Linked DNA regions of Mus musculus: region 2 is linked to region 1. Evidence: chromatin loops called from intact Hi-C (ENCODE). Cell type or tissue: gastrocnemius. All regions are shown on one strand. Each heading gives the region's core, and the rest is flanking DNA. Links, peaks and the distances in the headings are about the cores only.

What was found. Hi-C counts contacts between places; a loop is a spot of excess contacts. Peaks named below come from ENCODE experiments on the same cell type or tissue, not always from the same donor. Only the 100,000 strongest peaks of a DNase experiment are listed, where the experiment ranks them.
Region 2: it touches region 1 in a loop (2.6-fold over the local background); 2 of 42 quality-filtered maps call a loop at or near these places.

What each region holds. Positions count from the first base shown.
Region 1 is chr7:75,564,051-75,575,775 of GRCm38, forward strand. Akap13 (A kinase (PRKA) anchor protein 13) reads left to right here. Exons shown (of 37, transcript NM_029332.1): 3 at 5,834-5,981. Among named protein-coding and RNA genes, the nearest start is that of Akap13, 110 kb to the left of the region's middle. In gastrocnemius, for the core only: a CTCF peak has its summit at 5,023 (motif pointing right); no DNase peak of the experiment used is centred there; H3K27ac peaks cover 1,009 bases.
Region 2 is chr7:75,675,893-75,687,617 of GRCm38, forward strand. Akap13 (A kinase (PRKA) anchor protein 13) reads left to right here. Exons shown (of 37, transcript NM_029332.1): 11 at 1,214-1,587; 12 at 3,928-3,981; 13 at 9,225-9,417; 14 at 11,321-11,429. Among named protein-coding and RNA genes, the nearest start is that of AU020206, 100 kb to the right of the region's middle. In gastrocnemius, for the core only: a CTCF peak has its summit at 7,191 (motif pointing right); no DNase peak of the experiment used is centred there; H3K27ac peaks cover 3,674 bases.

The DNA of each region.
Region 1 (11,725 bases), core at 1,311-9,310:
GCATCTTGTCCATCTTGAACCTGTGTAGACCATTTGTGTGCTGCCAGTCTTCATGAGCTCATACGTGCATCAGTCCTCCTGTGTCTGGAACATGCTGTTTCCTTGGAGTCATCTGTCAACTCTTAGAATCTGTCTGCCTTCTCTTCCACTTCGATCCTTGAGGCTTGAGGGGAGAGGTTTGATGAAGACATCATGTTGAGGACTGAGTGTCACTCTTTGCTCACTGTCCAGTTGTAGGTCTGTGGAAATTCCCATCTACTGCAAGGAAGAGCCTCCCTGATGTGGCTTGAACAAAGCACTGATCTGTGGGTACAGCAGCATGTCATCAGGAGTCATTTTACTGCTGTGTTCCTTAGCAGAAAAATAGTAGTAGGTTTTTCTTAAGATTTTTGCAAGGCTTGGGGAGATGAGAGAAGAATAATGAAAGCAAATAGTGTGCTGAAATGTGATAATGAATCCTGTTAACCTTGCATGCCAATTAAAAAAGGGAAACTGCCACAACAGACTCCATGTTGTCAAAAAGTGGAAAGATGACCTAGCGAGATGGCTCGATGAATAAAGTGTGCCATCTGAGTGGAAGGCTGGGATTTGAATCCCTAGAACCCAGACGAAAGCTGAACCCAGAACCCAGCCTGCCTGTAGTCCTAGTATTTATAGCCAGGGATAGCGGCTTCCTGATGCATGATGGCTAGCTAGACTAGCCAAATGGATGAGGTCTGGGTTCAGTGATAGACCCTGCCTCAGTGAATATCGTTGCTTCTACATGCATGGACCCACACACATAAAAGCGTACATCTTGGCATGTATGCCCATTTTTAAATGCCCCCAAATTCAGAAATAAGACAAGCTCATTAAAAGTGCCTTTTTATTCTCTAGGAAGAACTGTTCTCAAGTTCTGGTGGCTTTTCCCAATATGTACTAGGTACTTTATAATACAACTGTATTATAGATGAAAATTATATCACTGAATAAAAGGATTTGATAGAGTTTACAGTATTACAATATTGATTTCATAATTGTCTCATAAGTACTTTAGACTAGAATTTTTGGAACTTGAATTTATTTTGGGGATTTAGAATATTTGCAGAGAAGCGATTAGACTTGTTAAACATCCCATATGTAAAAGTTTGAAACCAGAAATGTTCCCACATCCAAAGCTTTTTGGTCTTTTGTTGTTGTTGTTGTTTGTTTGCTTGTTTGTTTTTTGAGACAGGGTTTCTCTGTGTGACCCTGGCTGTCCTGGAACTCAATTTATAGACCAGGCTGGCCTCAAACTCAACAGAGAGCCTTCTGCCTCTGCTTTCTGAACGTGAGGATTAAAGGTATGCACCACCACCATATTCCAAAACATTTTTATTAAAATAAAAGTATTAGTTACTTTTCCTCCATCAAGGTCAGACTTTCTGAGCCTCCTTAGACAAACACCACCAACAACTGGAAGCCAAGTATTTAGTATCTGAGACTTTGGAGGGCATATCATTCACACCACCACAGGGACAGACTGGTGAACCAAAAAGTTACCCTACAGGTGGAACAACAATATGAACTACCCAGTACCCCCCAGAGCTCATGTCCCTAGCTGCATATGTATCAGAAGATGGCCTAGTCGGCCATCATTGGAAAGAGAGGCCCATTGGTCTTGCAATCTTTATATGCTCCAGTACAGGGGAACGCCAGGGCCAAGAAGTGGGAGTGGGTGGGTAGAGGAGTTGGGGGGTATGGGGGACTTTGGGATAGCATTGGAAATGTAAATTAAGAAAATATGTAATTTTAAAAAATGTTTAAAAAAGTTTTCTCTGTTTTTGGAGCCTTTCAGATTTCTTGACTAGGCAAGCTCCATGTATAATGTTGGTGCTGTTGGAATGACGGCCGATGCAGTTGCTGCAAGTGCTTTTTTTTCATTTCTTTTTTAATCAGTCATTGGATTCCTTCAGTAATCTCATGAGCTAAGCAGCATTACTGTCCTTCTTTACAGCGCAGGGTATGTAAGTAACATACTGCCAAGTTGAAACAGGTAAAAGGGCAGCGCCTTAGCTGGGCCTGCTGTGGAAATTATTCACCTTCCTGCCTTTTGCTGACCAGGTGGAAGGACTTGTTGCTTCTAAAGGGGAATAAAAAGCTCTCATAATGGTTACTGTCAACCATTGTCAACTTGATAGAATTTAGAATCACTTGGGATATGAGCCTCTTTTACCTATGGAGATTATCTTGATTATATGAATTAAGCTGGCGAGACCAGCCCACTGTGGGTGGCACGGTTCCCTGACTTAAAGGGAGAAAGTGAACTGAGCAGTAGTAGTTTGTAAACATTTGTAAACATTTGTTTGCTTTTTGTTTGATGGAATGTAACCTGCTGCTTCACGCTCCTGCCTCTGTGACTTCTCTCCCATGATGTATTGTAACCTGGAACTGAGCTAAAGAAATAGCCCTTTCTCCCTTAAGTTACTTTAATCAGAATTATTTTATCACAACAGGAAAAGACAGCCCTTGTTTTGTAGCATTTGGCAATTTTAGTAACATAATTTTGCCTTTAAGGGTTGATTTTAAGCTTTCCCTCCCTTTTTACTGAGGCTGAATTGGCAAGCAATGAATCCTGGGAAAAAATGTTAGTAGCACACTATTATGTAAATGTTCTTCCATATGCAGACCATAATGTAAATCTCAAGATATTATAGTATGATGTAGCCTTAATAATACAGGGCTTTTAGGTATTATATATGCTTTTAATTAATCTATTTTAGTTATTTGTAAGTTTAATTTCTAATAATAATTGTGCTCTGCAGTTGGCTTATAGAATTCCCAGAAATTTAACAGCTGACTCTCATGAGTTGGCCCAAGCTATTGCCATAGTCATCTTACTGCTGACCAAACTTACCTTCTGATATGTGTGGCCAACATTATATAAGACATCAGTGATTTCTCTCTTTTACCATTTCTTCCCCCCAAATTTCCTTCTTCATTTTCCTGTATCTCTATTTACCCTGTTTCCCACATACTGTCTCTTCAGTCCACTTCTACAGTATAATTAATTCACTTCTGAAATGCATAGCTCTTTTCCATTCTATTACTTCCTTCCCCCAAGTTATTCCTGCTTATTGAAGAAAGGTCCTAGGTGACTAGTATTTTGTGGAATAGAGTCTTTGCCAAGGTCTTGTAGAGAGGCAATCTTTGGTATGGAAAAAGAACACATATTCTTGGAGTTCTGGTGGAGAGTCAGAGTTAAAACAGTTTTTATCTAAATCATAAGGTAATTCTTGCATTGCTACTACTACAGTAACTTCTGTATAAGTAAGTAAAAGATGTGGGCAACTGAGACGTCCCACCATTTATAATTCTTTAGTTTTTTTTAAATCCTTATATTAAAAACCCATTTTTATGGATAATTAAGCAGTTTTTTTAATCACTATACATTTTTATTTGGGAGATCATCTATGCTTATAAGATAATGCCTAATATAGACTACCTTTCTCATTAGTTATTGTGAAATTATGGCCCTAAAAATGATCAAACTCAAGTATACACTTCTCATTAATGAAGAGAGGGAAATTTTTGTCTTTGTAAGGGCTGCACTGTTTCTTAGGCTTATGTTGCTGGAGATTGATGGCATAGGTGCAGTCTTTTCTTGTTGTTGGGTCTGACTAAAATAGTAATTGAGAATATCTTGACCATTATTTTTGTTATTCAGCTCATCTGTGTAGTTAGCAGTGTGGCAGACTTGTTAGCTGTTCAACCAGACTCGTCAACCTGTGTATTCTGAGAGTTGGGCCTAGTTTTGAACAACAGAGTGATCGATCAGAGCTTCTCTCACAGAGAGTAGAGATCAAGTAACCAGTCACCTGGATAAAAGTTCTGACGGAGATCTGAGACTCTTCTCCTACATACAACCAAGCCCGCGTGCTTGATCTTTCAGAGTCATCTCCAGTAACACTAGGTAACTCGTGAACTTCCATAAAATAGGAGTTCTATGCACCTGGGAAATGTGGAGTGTGTTTGCTCTCTGTTACTATTAGAGGGAATCAACTACATTTAGTTCCAAGTGCCTTTGGAACTCAGCCTTTGAATTGCCTTGAGGTTAGTAAAGCTTTGTTCTCTTCTCTTGGGTATAGGTTAAAAGTATGAAAACAATTCAGAATTTAGTAATTTTGTATTAATGCTTTGTTAAAAGGATGTCAGTTGCTTTTGTCAGCCACCTCTTGCCCTCATTGAAAGGAAGCCCCAAATTAACTAGTAAGGGCACAGACAGAACCTCAGCAAGAAGACCCTCCTCATGTGAGAGAAGTTCTGGGGTCTGAAAAGAAGGATTCTGTCTTAGAGTGCCAGTTTAGAAATCTAAGTTAGAAATTTCAGTTAGAAATGCGAGTGGACTTCCTCTCGTGTGAAGGTGTAGGCAAGCGTGTAAGTGTGGATGAATGGGCACAGCTGTGGCATGGAGTTACGTAACAAAGCAAGCTAGAGGCAGAGGGTGTGGGCCATAGGTCTTAGTTTCCAGCACATGAAGGAAAAGATGAAACTTCTCTGGTTTTATTTGTAGAACATGAGGGGTCTTCAGTACCTACAGAGAATGGACTGTTCTCATTGTGCCTCAGACATTCAAGCTGATTGGCTCATACTAAAGGATGACATTTCTCTGGTTTAAGCCTTTTAAAATCATTTCCAGAGAACGGCGTGTATGTAAGGCCAAACTACAATTTGGAGTAGTGATCAAAACTAATGATAATTCATTTCTGACCATAATAGCTCTGTGTTATGGTGCTTTGGAGTGTTCCAGTTATAGCCAAATAAGTTATGGCTTATTTGGGGTTATGGTTCATTCTGACTTATGTGTCGAATTCGGTGGACTTGAGCACTGGGTATAAAATAAAAACAACATTTATGCTCCAGGAAACACTTTGAACTCAGTCTATAAAGTCAACATGCTCTTAACATTTATTAAACTTAACCTTAGGTTTGATGATATAATTTTAAGTTTTCAGCATATATCAAAATGCTGCCTTCTCTACTGATTCTGGGTTTAGTAATGTGGCCACAGGGTGGCATGATTCCCTTACATACCTTGTTGTTGATTAAAATGAAAAAGATGAAGACATACAAATTAAATGATAATTCTTTCCCCAATTTTATGTTAAAATGTCCAGGTTTTTTTTTCCTAAATTGATGTTTCTGTACTTCATTATTAAGATTTGAAGAATATTAAATCTCAGTACCCTAAGCTTTGATGTGTTAAAGGTTTTTTCCCTGTTCTTGTTAGCTTATGGTTATAGCACAAATTATGTTTATATTTGAGAAGAATGCTAATTAGGGCTGCATGTCACAGTGTATATTTAACTACAAGCTTTAGCTTTTTTTTTTAAAGCCAACTTATAAAAACTGATAGAGTATTTGAAACTGGCAGACAAAGATGTTTGTCATCCTCAATAGTTGTGAAGTTGTTTGCATAGTTACTGGCATGACACTTACCTCGTTTTAAAGGCTTCCTGGAAGGCTGAGTGAAGGAGGAGAACAGGGATGTCAGATGATCGAGAGGCACAGGCTATTCAAAGTGACCTTTTATTTAAATAGATGGGAAGTCCACTCTGCTCATGAGTTTCATATAGCAACTCTAAAGGCAGAAGGGTTGTTTCCATTTATACAAGTCCAGGAAAGTTAAGTTTGATGGATCTAAGTCAATCTTTGTAGGTGGAGTTTGAATGCACACGTTACCATTTCAAAGCAGATCTATATACCCTCACCTTTGTTGGGAAATGGATAGACTTAGTAGTAATTTATGAGATGTAAAATTTAGCAGGCTCCCAATAGGAACCTTACTAATACAGACTTGTGGACTCTTTTCCAGGGCGATTGTGTTGTTACAGTATTGCTTGCTGAAGAGGACAAAGTTGAAGATGATGCTATTTTTTACTTGATATTTTCTGGCTCTACCCTCTATCACTGCACAAGTACCCGGAAAGTCAGTTCTGATACGTTGGAGACAATTGCTCCTGGTAAGTATCTAAATGGTGTCTTTTCTAGCCTTCATCAATTATTTGTAATTTTGCTCTTTATTTTGAGACCAAGTTTGGTAGCAAACAGCTAAACCTGGGCGTGAAACTCTGTTTCTTACCTCAGCCTCCTGAGTGCTGGGATTGCTGGCCTATATAATATACTGGGCTTCTTTATTCTTGGTGGGGACGGGGACACACGCACACATATTTGGTTAGTATAGAGTAATAGAAGGAGCAAAGCAGAGTGCTCACCTAACAGCTGTTGTTAGATCTTTAAGTATATTGCTAGTGCTTTTGTTTGCTCCACACACGTATGAACCTACCTAGAAGTAAAGTGACATTACAAATTGAAGGGTATCAGTATTAGGATCAGCAAAAAAAAAAAAAAAAAAAAAAAGGAACAAACCCACTAATTTGTTAGAGCTTGAGAAAACTGAGAGCTACATGGGAGGTATACATTCTCATGTGATTATCATGATGATGCTTCAGAATTTATTTTATTGTGAGTTTCACAGTGACAAAACCAAAACAGAAAACCTAATTAATAATACATACCTCATGTCTGGGGTGCACAGTGTCTTTGTTAATCCTGAGATTTGAAAGAGAAAGACTAATTCTACCATTATTCTTTAAGGAGAAATAATGAAGCTATCAACATTATATAGAGTATTCCTCCAAATTTTGAAGCAAGCTTTATTAAATATTAAATACTGACTTGGTGAATTCTGGCCGGGTCCACTCCCTGGAATTCCTAGCTGAGAGGCCCACGACACTTGTTGTATGTCTTTTTATGGACAAAACCATTCAACCACTGTATTTTCCCATGGCTTCATTGTTATTTTCTAAGAACTGCAGCTCCCAGAATACAGAAGTTACCTCCCTTGCGTAGGTGGGGTTTATGGGTTAATTTTGGGTCTTACATATTTTACATAAAGGCAATGCCTTGGACTTACAAGCCATAGAACACTATGGAGTGCTGGGCTACTTACCACTGCATTTATAAATGTAAACACGATTTAAGAAATCAATTACTAGTCATCGGGGCACTGCTATCAACTTCCTGTTGGGAAGGGAGAAGGGTTCTCTAACTAGGAGTCAGTCCCTGGGTAGACTCCTGCCAGGAAGTGAAATGAGATTAGTCGTATGGATTCATTTCTTCTTAATTAGAATTTGTGATTAAAATTAACCCCCATTGTGTGTGTGTTTCCCAGGAGCGCCCTAGCCACACCCTCTATGGGTGTCTATTTGTGTTTCTTGATCCTGAATACTGCTGCCCTAGTGTTCTAATCTGACCAGAGTCAGCATTGCACTCTGATACTATTTTTGTCATTCTTGACTCATCCATTCACTTGTAGCTCAGAATACTCAATTTTTATTCTCTTTTATCAGCTTTTCCCTTACTGAGGTCTTCTATTCTCTATTGTTCTTACTGATTCAAATTTTCTCTCCTCAATAGCCTCATTATTCCTCCACTCGCCTAATTTCATTGATTTTTGATAGGAAGTGCCCAGTTATGTCAGAGTTCAGAAAGACTCTCGTGTACCCACTGGAGGGTAGGGGTAATTGTGGCATCACTTCAGCATGCGGATCTCTGTTGTACTCTGGATGGTGTGTGAGAAACTGGTAGAGTCTCCCAGCTGCATCCCCCTGCTTTGGTCATCATGTTTGAGACTTTTTGTTTACTTGCCTCTTTCAGCTACTGTCATTGGATTCTTGTAACATTTTGTAATTGAGGAGTGGAGATGGATATTGAAGGCTGTGGGTCGGGTACAGAACCCACACAACTTTTAACACCTCATTCATATCATGGGATTAACTTTATAACCCAGGATCAAACTGGCTTCGGTCCGCTCTTGCGGTCATCTTAGACTTGTGTTTTTCCTTCCCTTAGGAACTTCCTCAGCATGCTTTTTCTAAAAGCACTCCAGTGTATCTGCACACCGGCCTACTTCCTGGACATGCTCGAACACTTTTCTATGCAGTTAGCTTCCCATTCACTGCATGTTTAGCCCATCGCCCTTTTATTTCAGCTAAAGTGTTAGCTTCATAAGGGCACGGGTTTGTTTTGCATGCCCGTGTATGTTAATTCAGCTTTTCTAGGAATCCCTGCTGCTTGGTGGACATTGTTTCACCTGAGCAGACATTCTAGAAAGGTGCCTGTCTTACCCTCCCTTCCTCTTCCCTCTTTGGGGAACTACAAAAGGAGTTTAATTTCTTGAGTTGAATTCTTAGCCTGTCACCAAGTCTGTGTCTCTTCCCGGGGGTGACTTTGATGGTTTCCGTGAGTCAGTGATAGTGATAGCCTCCGACTTCCTGTCTGTTGAGGGCCCTTGTCGGCCAATCAGAATTCTTGATAGAAGTCTGTACAGTGCTTTGGCATTGCAGTTACTGGATAAATAGTCACTGGTTTTTTTGTTTTGTTTTTTTTTTTTTCTTTTTTTTGGTAGCAGGTGTTCCTGATAGGGCTGTCTCTGTGCCCTTTCTGCTTATTCTAGGGTGAGCCCTGCCATTTCCAGTCATCTGAGTTCTAAGAAGAAAAAGCTTTGTGCCTTGTTCTCCCCTTTAATGTCATGCTTTATTCAGATAGCTGGCTTTGGTTTTTCTTTGAGTTCTCTGTATGATTCATTGTCTGTGTTTTGCTACATTTAGTTCTTACTAAAACCAGATGATTGATTGACCTTCAGAAAGCAGCTACATTTTCATGCTAGTCTGTCACCTTTTATCAAATATTTTCTGTAAATAGGTTGGAACAATGAGACATTTCTAAATTATAGGAAAAATTCTTCCATCATGTAAAACAGTTATAAGCGTCCTCCTCTTCTAATGTTCGTCTTTTGTGGGAAAAGGTATTTTGAGAGGATCTCGTTGTCACCACCCTGTCCCACCTTTGAGCACTGAGATTACATGGGTGAGCCACCAGGACTGACTTATTTTCTCCTTTGTGTGTGTGTTTCTGATAAGAATCTTACAGTAAAAGGAGATTATAAAGCAGGACGATTAGGCGGCTAAGACCGTCCTCCGCCACTTAACAAGTTTGAGAATGATCCAGGCTATATGAAATCCTGATTCAAAAGGAAAAGGGAAACTATAAAGAAGTTATAAAGGCTTTTAAAGCAGTTTTTATTGCTTTCCTTTCTTCTATTGAAGTCTGGAGATATAATATAGTTCATCTTGAGATAAATAGCATAGAGACTCGTCTACTTTTTATGTTTTTGGATATTTGAATGCCTTATAAAGCGCATACTATGTATGGTATATAGTGACATTTAATGAAAATATTTCAAAGACTTTGAAACAATTTCTTATTCTTAAAATTAAACTCATCTTTACAGTAATTAACATTAGAGACTGGCCGCAATTCATAATAAAATGCTCCATTCAAAATAACTTTGAGGCTAGAGGGAGTCAGAAGGTAAAAATGCTTGTTATACAAGTCTGACTACCTGAGTTTGCTCTCTGGAATCCAGGATGGGAAGAGAGACTTGGCTTCCATACGCAGCCTTCTGACCTTCCTCAGCATCCCTGCTTTCTCCTCCTCCAGTAATAGAAAGTGAACAAAATTTAGAGACTTTCAAATGGCTGCTTGAAGAATATCATTTCAGTTTTATTGAGCCATCTATCTTAAAGGTATCTTAGGATGTGTAACAAAGTTTGGGGGTTCACTTTTACTAGGCAGTTTAGACAACGCAAATTATGATTTTATCATTTACAAATGGAATAGGGATTAGTATGTTCAGTACACTGTGTTGTGAAAGGCTTTGGTATAGGCTATTTCTAAAATCAAATCATTTTAGTTTATCTATTAATATATTTCTAGAATCAAAACAAAGGCTTCTGTTTGGTAGTAAAATTACAAATTTTCACTGATGTCCAATTAGACTCAACACTTACACACTTTTCTCTTGTTTCGTATTTATCCAGGATAGCTGGCCATGTAAGGATAGCTGGCCATGTAAGGTAGTTTCATTGTGAAGTGAAAAGAAAAAAAAAAATCTATTATATTTACAGGTACCTTTTAGCTAATGAAAACTTAGAGCTTAAATCTTACAAAGTAGTCCTATGTTTATAGCACCATGTAATTTTTATTTCTTGTGAGCCAAGACACTCTTTAGGAGCAAGGGTTGGTTATCAAATCAAGAAGTATTTTGAAATAAAAAGCTACGAGCTTTTAATTTGCACAGTCAAGAATTCTTATAATTTCCCTTAAGTTATCAGTTACTATTTCAAACTGAACACTTTATAATAGTCTATGTAATCCAAGTATAAGATAATATCTTTTTTTTTCTTTCCATTTTTTATTAGGTATTTAGCTCATTTACATTTCCAATGCTATACCAAAAGTCCCCCATACCCACCCACCCCCACTCCCCTACCCGCCCACTCCCCCTTTTTGGCCCTGGCGTTCCTCTCTTTCCAGTGATGGCCGACTAGGCCAATAAGATAATATCTTGACAGCTTTGAGTTTGTCTATTGAGTTTGTTTTAAAAAAATCAAATAATGGAAAAATTTTAAAAAATAAAAATTTGGGAAAAAAAATCAAATAATGCAGTTCATATAAGGGCTGCCCTGGAAAAGCAAACCAGGAAGTAGTTGAAGAGAGGAAAAAGTGCCCACCTGTGTGGCTAGCAGTGATGATGCTGTGTTAGATATCATTTCTACATCTTGTACCCGTGAGCACTGCACCGTAATCCTAGGGTGTTACAGCGTGACTGATAGATAATAAATCAGTGTAAATTGGATCTTGGTGTGTGTGGGGCGGGGGGGGGGGTTCTTATTCTTCGCATACAAAGTATACACACACGTAAACAAACCTAAGGCATATCAATGAGACTCAAGATTCTACTAGGTAGAGGTTGAATAGGGAAAAGCTAAAAATGGTTTCTAGGAGTAATGAAAATAGGAAAAAGGGTTGGAAAGCACTGCTTTCAAGGTTTAGGCTAGAATACAGAAATCACGCTGTAGAGTTCAATAGCCTGCCCTTTTTCACAGTACACATGATGGGGTTCTAAGTTTGCTGTTGTATTTTTCTTTGTTTTTGTGTTTTGTCCCTCACTGTTATTCCCCTGCATGTAGAGACATTCTATAAATGCATCAAATTCGTTTGCCCGCCCTTAGTCTGCAGGATCTAGCAGTGTGGTCTTGTCTGTTTATTTGATCCTCTCTGGAGGGGGTGGAGAGCAGTCTGCAAACTGAGCATTTCACTTTTACTGTTCCAGAGGAAGAAAACCACATCAGGTTCTTAAACACGTCTATGATAAACTGAGTAGTAAATCTAGTTTATATCCCATTGCTGACTAATAGAGTCTCCTCTTTCTGTGTGGGATTGGCCTGGGCTGGTCCAGTAAGCGCTTTTAGGGTACTTTTTTAGATCGATGATAAAAACAAAGGCCGGATTGTTTTAGTCTCCGAAGAAGAGATGGCCCAGGGTGGGATGTGTTCCACTTTTAGCTTAACAGGAAATGAAGTAATTTTTGGGTCATAGTTCAGTACTTTTGTTTATTTGTAGCAGTTTTGCGTTTCCATGGGTGCAGATGCTTTAGACAGTGATAAAATGCTTGCAGGGAAAGAAGCCTGCAGGGAGGCTCTCCCAACCTCAGGCACACGTACTTTTGACCCACAGGGCCTAGGATTTACTGAGTTTAAGAAGACTGTTAACCTTAGATAACTTGCTTCTTACCTGGGTGCTTCTGGGTGCTTTTTGTTTAAGTCTTTTCTCCTGTTGTTTTTATTTTTATTTTTATTTT
Region 2 (11,725 bases), core at 2,256-10,255, 110 kb after region 1:
CACAACCATCCGTAACAAGATCTGACTCCCTCTTCTGGTGTGTCTGAAGACAGCTACAGTGTACTTACATATAATAAATAAATAAATCTTAAAAAAAAAAACAAAAATTAGTGTGCCTTGCGTTTAGTAAAATGACAGAGATCTAGATCTTCCTCTGTTGCAGTGGTCCTCATCCTTCCTGATGCTGGGACCCTTCAGGACAGTTCCTTATGTCCTCATCCTTCCTGATGCTGGGACCCTTCAGGACAGTTCCTTATGTTCTCATCCTTCCTAATGCTGGGACCCTTCAGTACAGTTCCTTATGTCCTCATCCTTCCTGATGCTGGGACCCTTCAGGACAGTTCCTTATGTCCTCATCCTTCCTGATGCTGGGACCCTTCAGGACAGTTCCTTATGTTCTCATCCTTCCTGATGCTGGGACCCTTCAGTACAGTTCCTTATGTCCTCATCCTTCCTGATGCTGGGACCCTTCAGGACAGTTCCTTATGTTCTCATCCTTCCTGATGCTGGGACCCTTCAGGACAGTTCCTTATGTCCTCATCCTTCCTGATGCTGGGACCCTTCAGTACAGTTCCTTATGTCCTCATCCTTCCTGATGCTGGGACCCTTCAGGACAGTTCCTTATGTCCTCATCCTTCCTGATGCTGGGACCCTTCAGGACAGTTCCTTATGTCCTCATCCTTCCTGATGCTGGGACCCTTCAGTACAGTTCCTTATGTTCTCATCCTTCCTGATGCTGGGACCCTTCAGGACAGTTCCTTATGTTCTCATCCTTCCTGATGCTGGGACCCTTCAGTACAGTTCCTTATGTCCTCATCCTTCCTGATGCTGGGACCCTTCAGGACAGTTCCTTATGTTCTCATCCTTCCTGATGCTGGGACCCTTCAGTACAGTTCCTTATGTTGTGGTGGCCCCCAACCATAACATTATTTTCATTGCTACTCCATAACTATAATTTTGCTAAGAATTGTAATATAAATATTTGGGGGGATAGACATTTGCCAAGGGGGTCACAACCCACAGGTTAAGAACCAGAGGACTTAGAATCTAATTGTGGTCATAGATTTTTTTTTTTAAATCAGCTTGAAGTGGATTATTACTCTTGCTTGTATCCAATCAACTATGAGGCATTGGCTGGGTCTTATAGGACAGAATATCTGCTTGGCTTGTTGGTTTCAACCCTGTGTGCTCTCTCTCTCTCTCTCTGTTACAGCCTGAAGAAGAGCAGTTACTTTGTGATACAACAGGATCCAGTTCTTCCACAGATGACACAGCTTCCCTGGATCGACATTCTTCTCATGGCAGTGACGTGTCCCTTCCTCAGACTTCAAAGTTAAACAGATCCAGAAATCATCAAAGTGCCAATGGCTTTTTCAGCCCTGGAGTCGAGGCACCTGAGAGTCGAGAGAGTGAGAGTGAGCCTGCTGGCTCTGGTGAAATGGAAGAGGAGGAGATGGACAGCATCACTGAAGTGCCTGCCAACTGCTCTTTTCTGAGGAGCTCCATGCGTTCTCTTTCTCCTTTCCGGAGGCACAGCTGGGGACCTGGGAAGAACGCAGCCAGTGATGCAGAAATGAACCAGCGGAGGTAAGACAGGGACCTGTGCATTCCATAACTCGCTGTTTGTTCTCTTTTCAGAAGTATCTGATTTAGCATTGTTACTTACTGGTTTAAAAAAAAAAAAATTAGGAGACACTATGGTAGAAGAAAGGTAACCCAAATGAAACCAGGCAGATGTGCATTCTGACTCCAACTCCATAACCTCAGTGTAGATGATGGGCAGCTACTTAAGCAGTGTAAGATTTAATTTTCTCATCTTCAGAATACTTCTTTTCAATATATTTTTGATAGTGTAGCTATTTCTGCCACATAATGAATATTAGTAAAGGATAATGCTTATTCTTACCAGATTAATCAGTGAAGTTCTTGAATCTGGAAGAAAGAAGTCTGTTAATTTTTAATTAAGTAAATATGAAATCTTGCAGTCTTTAACACATCAATGTGCTTCGGTGTCCCTTGAGAATCAAAGCCATATGTTTGTAATACAGAAATTTGATAATGTATTAGTTATCAATGTGTAATTCTCAAGAGATCACAAGACTCATGACACACACGCAAATTGTTGGTACCTTTCTATGTGTCATACAGTTTAGGGATATTTGCAAGTGATCCCATCATTAGACCTTAAGTTGGCTTGTGATCTGTCTGTTTAGTTTTATAGACCAAGTACTGCAAGGTGTACTTGCCCCAGGGCCACTTTACCTGCCTAAGAGATGCTCTCAGCCAGTAAAACAGGGTACTGCTTATTGTGTAGGGGTTTTGTTTGCTTTTGTTCTTGACTGATTTTTGGAATAAGGTCTGAATGGATGGATAGATGGAGTACAAGCTGGCCATGAACTTAACATGCTTTGCCCTCGCTGAGTCCTTGAAGTGCAGACATTGTAGACAGGAGTTATCATATTCAGCTACTAATAGTTGATTTAAAAGTTGTTATAAATAATATGATTATTGGGGAGGCTTCTTTTCCTCATTATATTATGGCTGTATAGCCCAAGGATACCATAAGAGAGCATCATATTCTCTAGAACTGGGATATCTATAACTGCAGCTGTATGGTGAAGCACCACATCAATGCTGGGAATCAAAGCCGGGTCCTTTGAAAAAATAGGTCCTACGGAGCCAGTTTCCAGACCTTCATTTATTCTTTTAATCAGCCAGCACAGATTAAGCTGCTTTTTTTTTTTTTTTTAATGTTTGGCAGTGTTCTAGGTTCTGGAGAAACAGATATAAACAAGACAGTAATCCCTGCCTTCACAGGGCTCAGAATCAGACTCTACTTCACTGGCTTGCCATTTTTTCAGACTTTTTCATAGTCTTACACCATTTTTTAATCTTCTCTGTGGTTCAAGTATTATTTTCCCCATAGTTTTGTAATAAGACTGTTGCAGACACTTTATATCCTCTACAATAGAATCTAAAATTTCTAGTCACAGTCAAGTCATTGTACAATCCCATATTCTTCCATGAAATTAGGGTGGTAATCTTAAAAAAAACAAAATGTTCTTCATCTTGTTATGCTCTGTTTATATATTTTTGAAATCTGAGGTTATATTAAAAAAAATAATTTCTAACCACTTTCCTTCCCAGTTGTATACATGTAGTTTTCTTTTCAAACCTTCATCTGGGCCTGAGGCATGGCCATAAGGGCAGAGATCACTCCCTGAAGCCCAAATCACTTCTTGATAAGACATCCTTGTCTTAGACAATGAAGGACTGATCAGGGAATGGGGATTTATTTTATAAATATCTACACAACTCATTATCGATCTGTTTGTGATGACTGATTGCAGAGGTATATATATATTTGAATTATGTAGCTCAGATGAAGAAATTGAAGCCAGATTTAAAGACTCATCCAGGGTTACATAAGGATCTTAGGCTTGTTACCTATTTGTATTTTAAGTCCATCTATCGTGCCTGTTTGAGCTTAGGGTAAAGGATTATCTAGTACTGTCTTAATACCTTGAGATGCAGTGGAGTAGTAGTTAGGTTTACCATTATATTAGTTTGACTAATTCATATACTTTTATTGTATATTTTGTTACCTAGATTTTAAAGCCTGAAGGAAACCCCTTTTAATGTTTTGAATGGCACTTTTTTCTGACCCATTTACTTTTATAACTTACTCTAATCTCCATATTTAGATAACTAATTAGCTACTTGGAGCACCAAGTAACAAAAAACCAGCACTTTTTGTCAGGCATTCGGGGTCCTGACATGTGTCTCGTGCCAGTCTTTCAGTCTCTTCCCTGTTGTGCTGGTTGTCTTTGGGATTGTGTCTCTTCTCAGTGTGACCTCTGTTTTACAAAAGCATTTGTGTGTCATGCTTCACCTCCATTGCTGACCTCTTCCGTCATTCATTTTCAGTTCAATGCGAGCTCTTGGGCATGTTGTCAGGAGACCTCCCATTCATAGGAGAAGGTACAGAGTTCACTGATTCGAACTAACCATGTCATCTTCTGAGCGTGTACTAACAAGCATCTCATCTGGTTACCGTGATCGGAGCACATTTTTAAACGTTTACTTCAGATGCAAGCAAATAAAATCTAGATGCTTTGGCCACCTAACAGGAAATACTTTCTTTAATCTAAACTAAGTCTCTTTCTCTAAATTTGTAATATACACACACACTTAACTTTTTTCTAGGAGAATTCAGGAGCTTTTTCTATGTTATATATAAATAATGGACCTTGGGGGATACTTTTCTTCTGTCTCCAGAAAGGAAAAGAAAACAAGAATAGGGCTAGAGAGATGGCTCGGTGCTTAAGAGCACTGACTGCTCTTCCAGAGGTCCTGAGTTCAAATTCCAGCAACCACATGGTGGCTCACAGCCATCTGTAATGGGATCCTATGCTCTCTTCTGGTGTGTCTGAAGACAGCTACAGTGTACTCATAAATAAAATAAATCTTTTTTTAAAAAGCAAAAAAGAAAACAAGAATAGCCAAAATATATTTGTACTTGCTCACACATAGGTTCTAAAATATTTTCAGTACATTCTTGAACAATATAAAGAAAGATTTTTGTTAGCTGGCCACCTGGTAGTAATTGGTGGGGGGAGGTTCGAGATAGGGTTTCTCTGTGCAGTCCTGGCTGTCCTGGAACTCACTCTGTAGACCAGGCTGGCCTCAAACTCAGAAATCCGCCTGCCTCTGCCTCCCAAGTGCTGGGGTTAAAGGTGTGCGCCACCACGCCCAGCTAAAAGAAATCCGCACATATCCTGGTAGTATTTTTAGAAAGCAATTTAGCATAAAGTGATACCTATTTTTGAATTGCTTGATAATTATTATCAAGTAAAAAATGAAGCTAATAAGAAGTCATTTATTTAAAACATGCTCAATTGCTTCGTTTTAAAGACTTCTTTTGTACAGCTATTGCTCATTTTTTTCCATTGTTTAAAAAAAAGTCTAAAAATCAGAAGTGTGATTCTTTTATTGTTAATTTCTCATAAAAAGAGACATTTGTAAATATGCTTTTATCTATTGGCAGGATATTTGTGAGAAAGGCAAAATAGTCATCTTCCTACTTTATCATTTTCAGATGTATCCTTTAATTCCATATTTTAGGGGAAGTTTTGATCTTAAATTCTGACATTTTCATGAACCTCAAATGATCGTGCATGATATTAGGTTGTTCTTCAGGGGAAAAAATTATTAAGTGCCTTTCTCAATAGATAGTATCTAAAACCCTTGCAAATGTTTATTGCTCTCTCTGGTAAAAGTGCTTCATCATGAACTAACATTATGAACTATATGAAGCACACACAGTGAAGGACGACAAGTCACTGCCTGCAGGGCAGCCCAAGCTCCATACATCAGACGTCATAACTTGAGCTTACAGTAGGCCCTAAGTGAAAATTACTTTTGTAGGGAGAACATGATTCATAATCAAACTTATGAAACTGAAACATTCTAACAAGTGTTAAAGAAGAAAGTTGTTCTCCAAAATAAACTGGACTTACTAAATCTCAAAGTCAAAGAACCTTATGACTTTAAAGGCTCTCAGAAATACACGTTGATTTAGAAAAAAGTCAGGGAAGGCTTAGATCACTTGCAACTTGCTGAATCCTGAAACTCGTATAACTCTGTTCTGCATCTTTTTTTTTTCCCTTTTTTCTTTTTTTGATTTTTTTCGCGACAAGGTTTCTCTATGTAACCCTGGCTGTCCTGGAACTCACTCTGTAGACCAGACTGGCCTCAAACTCAGAAATCCGCCTGCCTCTGCCTCCCAAGTGCTATTCTTCGTCTTAAATGCTTTTCACAGCATCATCATGGCTTTAGAGTAGAGGAGATATTTAAAACTACAAAGAGATCATTCTTATTTTTAAGAATTATGATTTGATAGTGCATATTGAGTTAATGATTTTCTGTTTTTAATAAGAAATCAGAGCCATGCGTGTGGTACACACTTTTAATCCGAGCATTAGGGAGGTGAAGCAGGTAGATCTCTGAGTTCAAGGACAGCCTGCTCTACAGAGCAAGTTCCAGGACAGATTGATCTGCACAGAGAAACCCTGTCAGTGGGGCAGTGGGTAGTGAAAACAGATACTTAGGTAGCCAGTTGGAGTTTAAAAACTAATAACTTCAAAGAATGGACTTCTGAGCCTTATGAATGTTTGTCAATTATGTTTCACTTTGAGTTAGTCTAATCCTTCTTCCCAGATGAGAGATGCCTTAAACTATGTATTTCTTCTTTTCCTTACTTGAGCCTTACACTGTTATTGAATCGGATTTGAAATTTGTCATACCGTTTGGAACAGCTGTAAAGGAAACTGTCACAGCATCTCCCCATCGCCTGGCTCCTTTCCTCTGCCCCAAGTCTTGTCTACCAAGCGGAGTTGTTAAAGCTTGGGGTTGGACCAGTGAACGGTTCTGCTCTCTACAGCAGTGCTTTCACTCCTGCCCGGGCTCTTTGTTATCTCTGCTGTTGTTGTTTTAATACAGAAGCACTTAGAATTTTAAGGCCCCCAAAGCAGTATTTTTTTAGGTGGCAATACTTGTGAATCAAAATTGTGACCTAGGACTACACCTTGGGCATGTGTCTCAAGGAACTAAACAAATAAGCAAATGAAGATCCTGGCCAGCGATAAAGTTGTAGGCACAGAGGACAGGTTAATATAGCTGGTTACTTTTTTGCCTGCTGTATTTATTTAACCTCTCCACCCTGGATTTTCCTCCCCTGCTGTATTGCATAGGATAAACAAGAAAGCAGGTGACCAAATAAATCTCGGGGAAAATGAATACAAAATTAAATTTTAAAAGACTTTCTATCTTACTGCCATAGAACTTTAGAAAAAGAAGTCTGCTTATCAGTGTAAAACTATAAGGAAGGTATGGCCTTTATTGTATTTGCCTTATTTTAAGCAGAAAACCCAGTGAATAGCTTCTAAAGAAGAACTATGGGTTAACTGTTGTGTAAGATTCATAAATTGTCTGGCTTATCTGGATCCATAATGGGAACATAGAAAAAAATACTGATTTCTCAGTGAGGCCCATGAGCTGTTTGTTTCCTTTCCATCCAGGCCTAGGAGTGACTGCCAGTGAGTCAAAGGGTGTGGGAGCAGGGATGGGAACATTGGCCACAATGGTGAGATTAGGAGCACCTCTCAGGGAATGTCTGCAGAGGGAGCCATGAGTGGAGTGCAGCTTTTGCCAAGGGATTAGTAGAAGAAATTCTTAAGTTTCACTTGGGGTAGTTATCCCATAAAGAGCTCACATGATCTTTCCCAAAACAATGTCTGGATGGATGTCAACTGGACAGTATTAAATTCCTGTGGTTCTTTTTCTAGTCTTTTCCTGAATTCTCAATGTTACATTCAGTTTTGTTTGTTTTAATGATCACGTAAGTCTACCTTTATATTCTTTCTTTTTAAACTGAATAACCCAAACCTATTTCCTCTTTTCTTCCTCCATTTCTTGTTTCTGCCTTTGATGTCATCTCCAGTATGAGCTGGTGTCCCTCTGGTGTGCAGTACTCGGCTGCCCTGAATGCTGACTTTAATATCAGAAGGTATAGTATTTCATGTCCAGCCACCAAACCAGGAACCATAAAGTAAGACTTCTGGCTTTGGGCTATTGCTGGCTTCTCTGTGGCTGGAATGCACATGGGCAGCCTGCGATATTTGTAAGCATAGTATACCGCTGCCGCCTTCGCTGTGGACACCACTAACCCAATTACAGGACTGTGGCCTAGGAGCAGTCCCCACTGCTGCTTTGTTTCTCTCAAGTAGCAATAGATTGCTGTGGTCTCGGCATGAACCTTCATTCTGTGCTGTAAGCCCTTGCCTTTGTCTTTCAAAGTTCCCAGATTCTTAGACAATGAATCAAAACAGCTAATAGGCCCTGGTTCCTATTATACTGTCAAGTCCTACATTTAGGTTCTGAGTTTAGATGCCTCATCATTTCCTATTTGTCTTTTGAGTTAGGCAGCAAGATAATTATTAAAATGCTTCCAGGATTAAGTTTTGTGGTGAGCATAGATGGGGTTTTCTCGGGCTTTTCACATATTTCACAGTGGAAAACTAAATTTCTTAACCTAGGTAAACTTTCTTCTTATGCCTGGTGTTAAAAAGAAATGGTTCCACAGACACATTTAGTTGTAGTTCATTATTGCTTCTGTTGTCATACTGAAATAAGAACAACAAATGTGTTAATAGTTTACCCACTGGAGAAAATAGGGGCATATGGCTTCAGACCATAAGTAACTTAGGGAGAAAACAATAACCCTTTGGAGCCGGCATCTATGAAGTTAATTATAGCAATTGACTGTACCGTTGTCCCAGAACAGAAGTAACTATATAGCTTCAGTATACATCCAAATAAAGTTCCAGCTGGCTGCTAATTGAAAACACAATCAGTTACAACTGTATTCTTCTTTCAAAGAAGTTCTTTCAGTGTAGTTATAGCCGATGTGTGCATTATTCTAGTTAGCAACTCCAAAGAGGGTAGACAAGATAGCCTTCTTCTTCAGCCTTATTTACAGAAAGTGACCTCAAAATCTGCACCTCAGAACTCCCTTTTAAAATTCCAAACCCTGGTACTTTTCTCAGCATTTATGCCCCAGTGTTTTATGTGTCTCTCTGCAGCCAGTAATGCTCACTAAGCCATCATCTGGCCAGGTGTGCACAGATGGTGTGCTCATTAGTGAAACCAGAGCTTTCTGGATAGAAGTGTATCCAGAAAGTTGTTAGAGTCAACCAAAATATAATTGAGTATCGTTTTATCAAGGTCCACACGGTAAGCACACAGCCAAGTCACTCACTTCCCATTCTGAAAACTCCTTGTGCTTGTGCTTTGTGACATTTGGCATTAGATGAGTCAGATTCTGGAAAAATTACTTTTATCACATCAGTGAAAGCATACACACACATAGATGATAAGATAAATATGGTCTGTACATATGGTATATTGAGAAAACAGCTGAGAAAATGATGATATCTGATTCAACATTAGATAAGTTGAATGAAGTAGGGAAATAAATGCATCTGGTGTTCTTTTTCAGCATCTAATACCACTGGGGCAAAGATGAGTGGTACTTATCTGCTCTGCCTTCTTGTAGATACTTTGAGTAGGAAACATAAAAATAAATATACAAGTTAGAGGGATATTTGTAACCTCCCATTCTGAGACCTACAAACAGTGACTGAACTATTGTGCTCTGTGTTCAGTTTCAGTCTGGAAGGCTTGACAGGAGGAGGTGTTGGAAATAAGCCATCCTCGTCTCTAGAAATGAGCTCTGCAAACTCCAGCGAGCTCAGAAACCCTTTCGGTGGTGAGGAACAGAGAAACTCTTTGATGTCACTTTCAGAAGAACATCTGGAGCCAGACCAGAGACAGCATCATAGGATGTTTGATCAGCAGGTAAGGCTAAAATAAGTATGGAATGCTGATGGGTGTGGTAGTGGAATATTACCCCCAAATATGACCTCATTTTTGTGCTTTTTATTAGTACTAGTAAATACTAGTACTTACCTATTAAATAGTATCTTCAGTTCTAGCAATAACACGCTTTTAGAACTAAACATGAATATTTAAAAATACATCAGTTGGTCTGGAGAGATGGCTCAGTGGTTAAGAACACTTACTGCTCTTGCAGAGGACTGACATTTGGTGCCTAGCACCCACATAAAGTGGCTTACAGTCATCCATGACTCCAGTTCCAAGGACCTAGTATCTTCTTCTGACCTCCAGGGGCACCAGACATGAATGTAGCATGGATACATGCATTCAGATAAAACACTCTATACAAAAATAATAATAAATATAAAATATTATTTTTTAAAAAGAATACATTAATCTATACAGATTTAAATATTCCATCACAGCAAATGTTTTAGGATTAGGAATGTATTCAGTTCATTGTAAATTGAGTTTTAAAGTATATTGCATGTCATTATTAAATTTAGCAATTTGAAAATCCATGCCCCATGGTTATTCCCTAGAGAAAATATGGTCTTTGTGTCAATCATACTGCTCAAGAAAGTCTGTTGATCCCTCCCTTACCTGTGAGAGCTTCATGCCCCTGAGAAGTTTGGCAGATGACCTTTCTTTTAGTAAATGGTACTAATTATCATTGCTATCTTTCTGACTTAATCTTTCTAGATGAAGTCAACACATCTAGATAAATATCCGCATTTTTGTACCATGGTGTGCTGTGCTGTGCTGTGCTGTGCTGTGCTGTGCTGTGCTGTGCTGTGCTGTGCTGTGCTGTGCTGTGCTATGCTATGCTATGCTATGCAATGCATAGTCCTCATAGAGCTTCCATCTTACCTTTAGTTCCTCTTGTGCACAGCCTCAGAGTGGGTGTTGTGCTGCATGTATCTTTCTGATCTAGACAAGTTGCCTGCAGTCAACTTCCTCTTAAAAGTCTGCTGTTCTCGGAGGTCATTTTTCAGACCTCACAGTTGTATTTGAAACATAGCAACTGTTTGCCTCAGATTCCATGGTTACACATGGAACAAGCTCTAAATAATCAGAAATCTCTGGCCCAAATGAGTGAGTGCATGCTAGGAGGAGACGTTCAGTATCTCAATTTGTGTGAATCAGAAAAAGGCAGATTTCATCTTGTGAGAGTATTCGAATGAGCTGTCTCAAAATGAAAGACACATGAGACCCTTATCACCAGAAGTAAAAAATGGTTGCTTCCGGGATGTTAAAAGGAGCCTCTGCTTTTGCTTGGGCTACATGGCTTTTAAAATGCTATGGATTTAAATTGCCAGTAACTACTGAGGAAGTTAAGTTACTAAATTGCAGTCACCCTGTGTTCATGTACAGTCAATCTAAGAGGAAGTGAAAGAGATTTCGCCTCTTCCCAGATGCAACGCTGCTTTGCTACTGCTCTTGAACTGCTTTCTGCTCACATCTCAGTTTCCAAGTCCTTATAATCAGAATAACAACATGTCCTATTGTCAATCTCTGAAGACAGTTTGATTTTTCAAAGCAGCAGTGCTCTATGTAATTTGGTACCTCTGATGAAGTTACTTACCAGGTTGTGTGACCAGCAAATACCTAGTGAGTTCTTACTCAATTTGAAACCTTATTAAATGCTCTGAGGGATGGAAACCCACTGTAAATGGTGAATACTCACCAGTTCCAGGAGGAACAAGGAGGCTTAGAAAGCTAAGCAGCTAAGTACCAGTTAAGTGGCAGAGGCAGACTGGATTCCACTTCTTCCTTCACTAAGTTGGGTCAATGCAAATTCTGCACGTCTATATATATGAATATGTACTTAGAACTCATCCTCCATTTTTTTTTAATTTTGTAGACATGTTACAGGTCTAAACAACAGGGATTTAACTACTGTACATCAGCCATTTCTTCTCCATTGACAAAATCCATCTCATTAATGACAATCAGTCATCCTGGATTGGACAGTGAGTATATTACTTTTTTAAAAAAATTAAGTATACCTTAACTACTTTTCTTATCAATTTTCTTATTTTGGGATCTTATTAACTTCTAAAATGTGTCTGCTTCTTCTTTGGACTGTCTTTATACTTAACCATAACTGCTAAGATATCAGTTTTTAACCCTTCCTCTTGGTATATAAAAGCCTCTTTGATGCGTACATTATATTCATTATATTGTGGAGTTTAAATATGACACTATTTTTAAAAGGATTTTTTAAATAATTTCAGACTTGAAAATGGGTAAAATGACTCTCACTGAA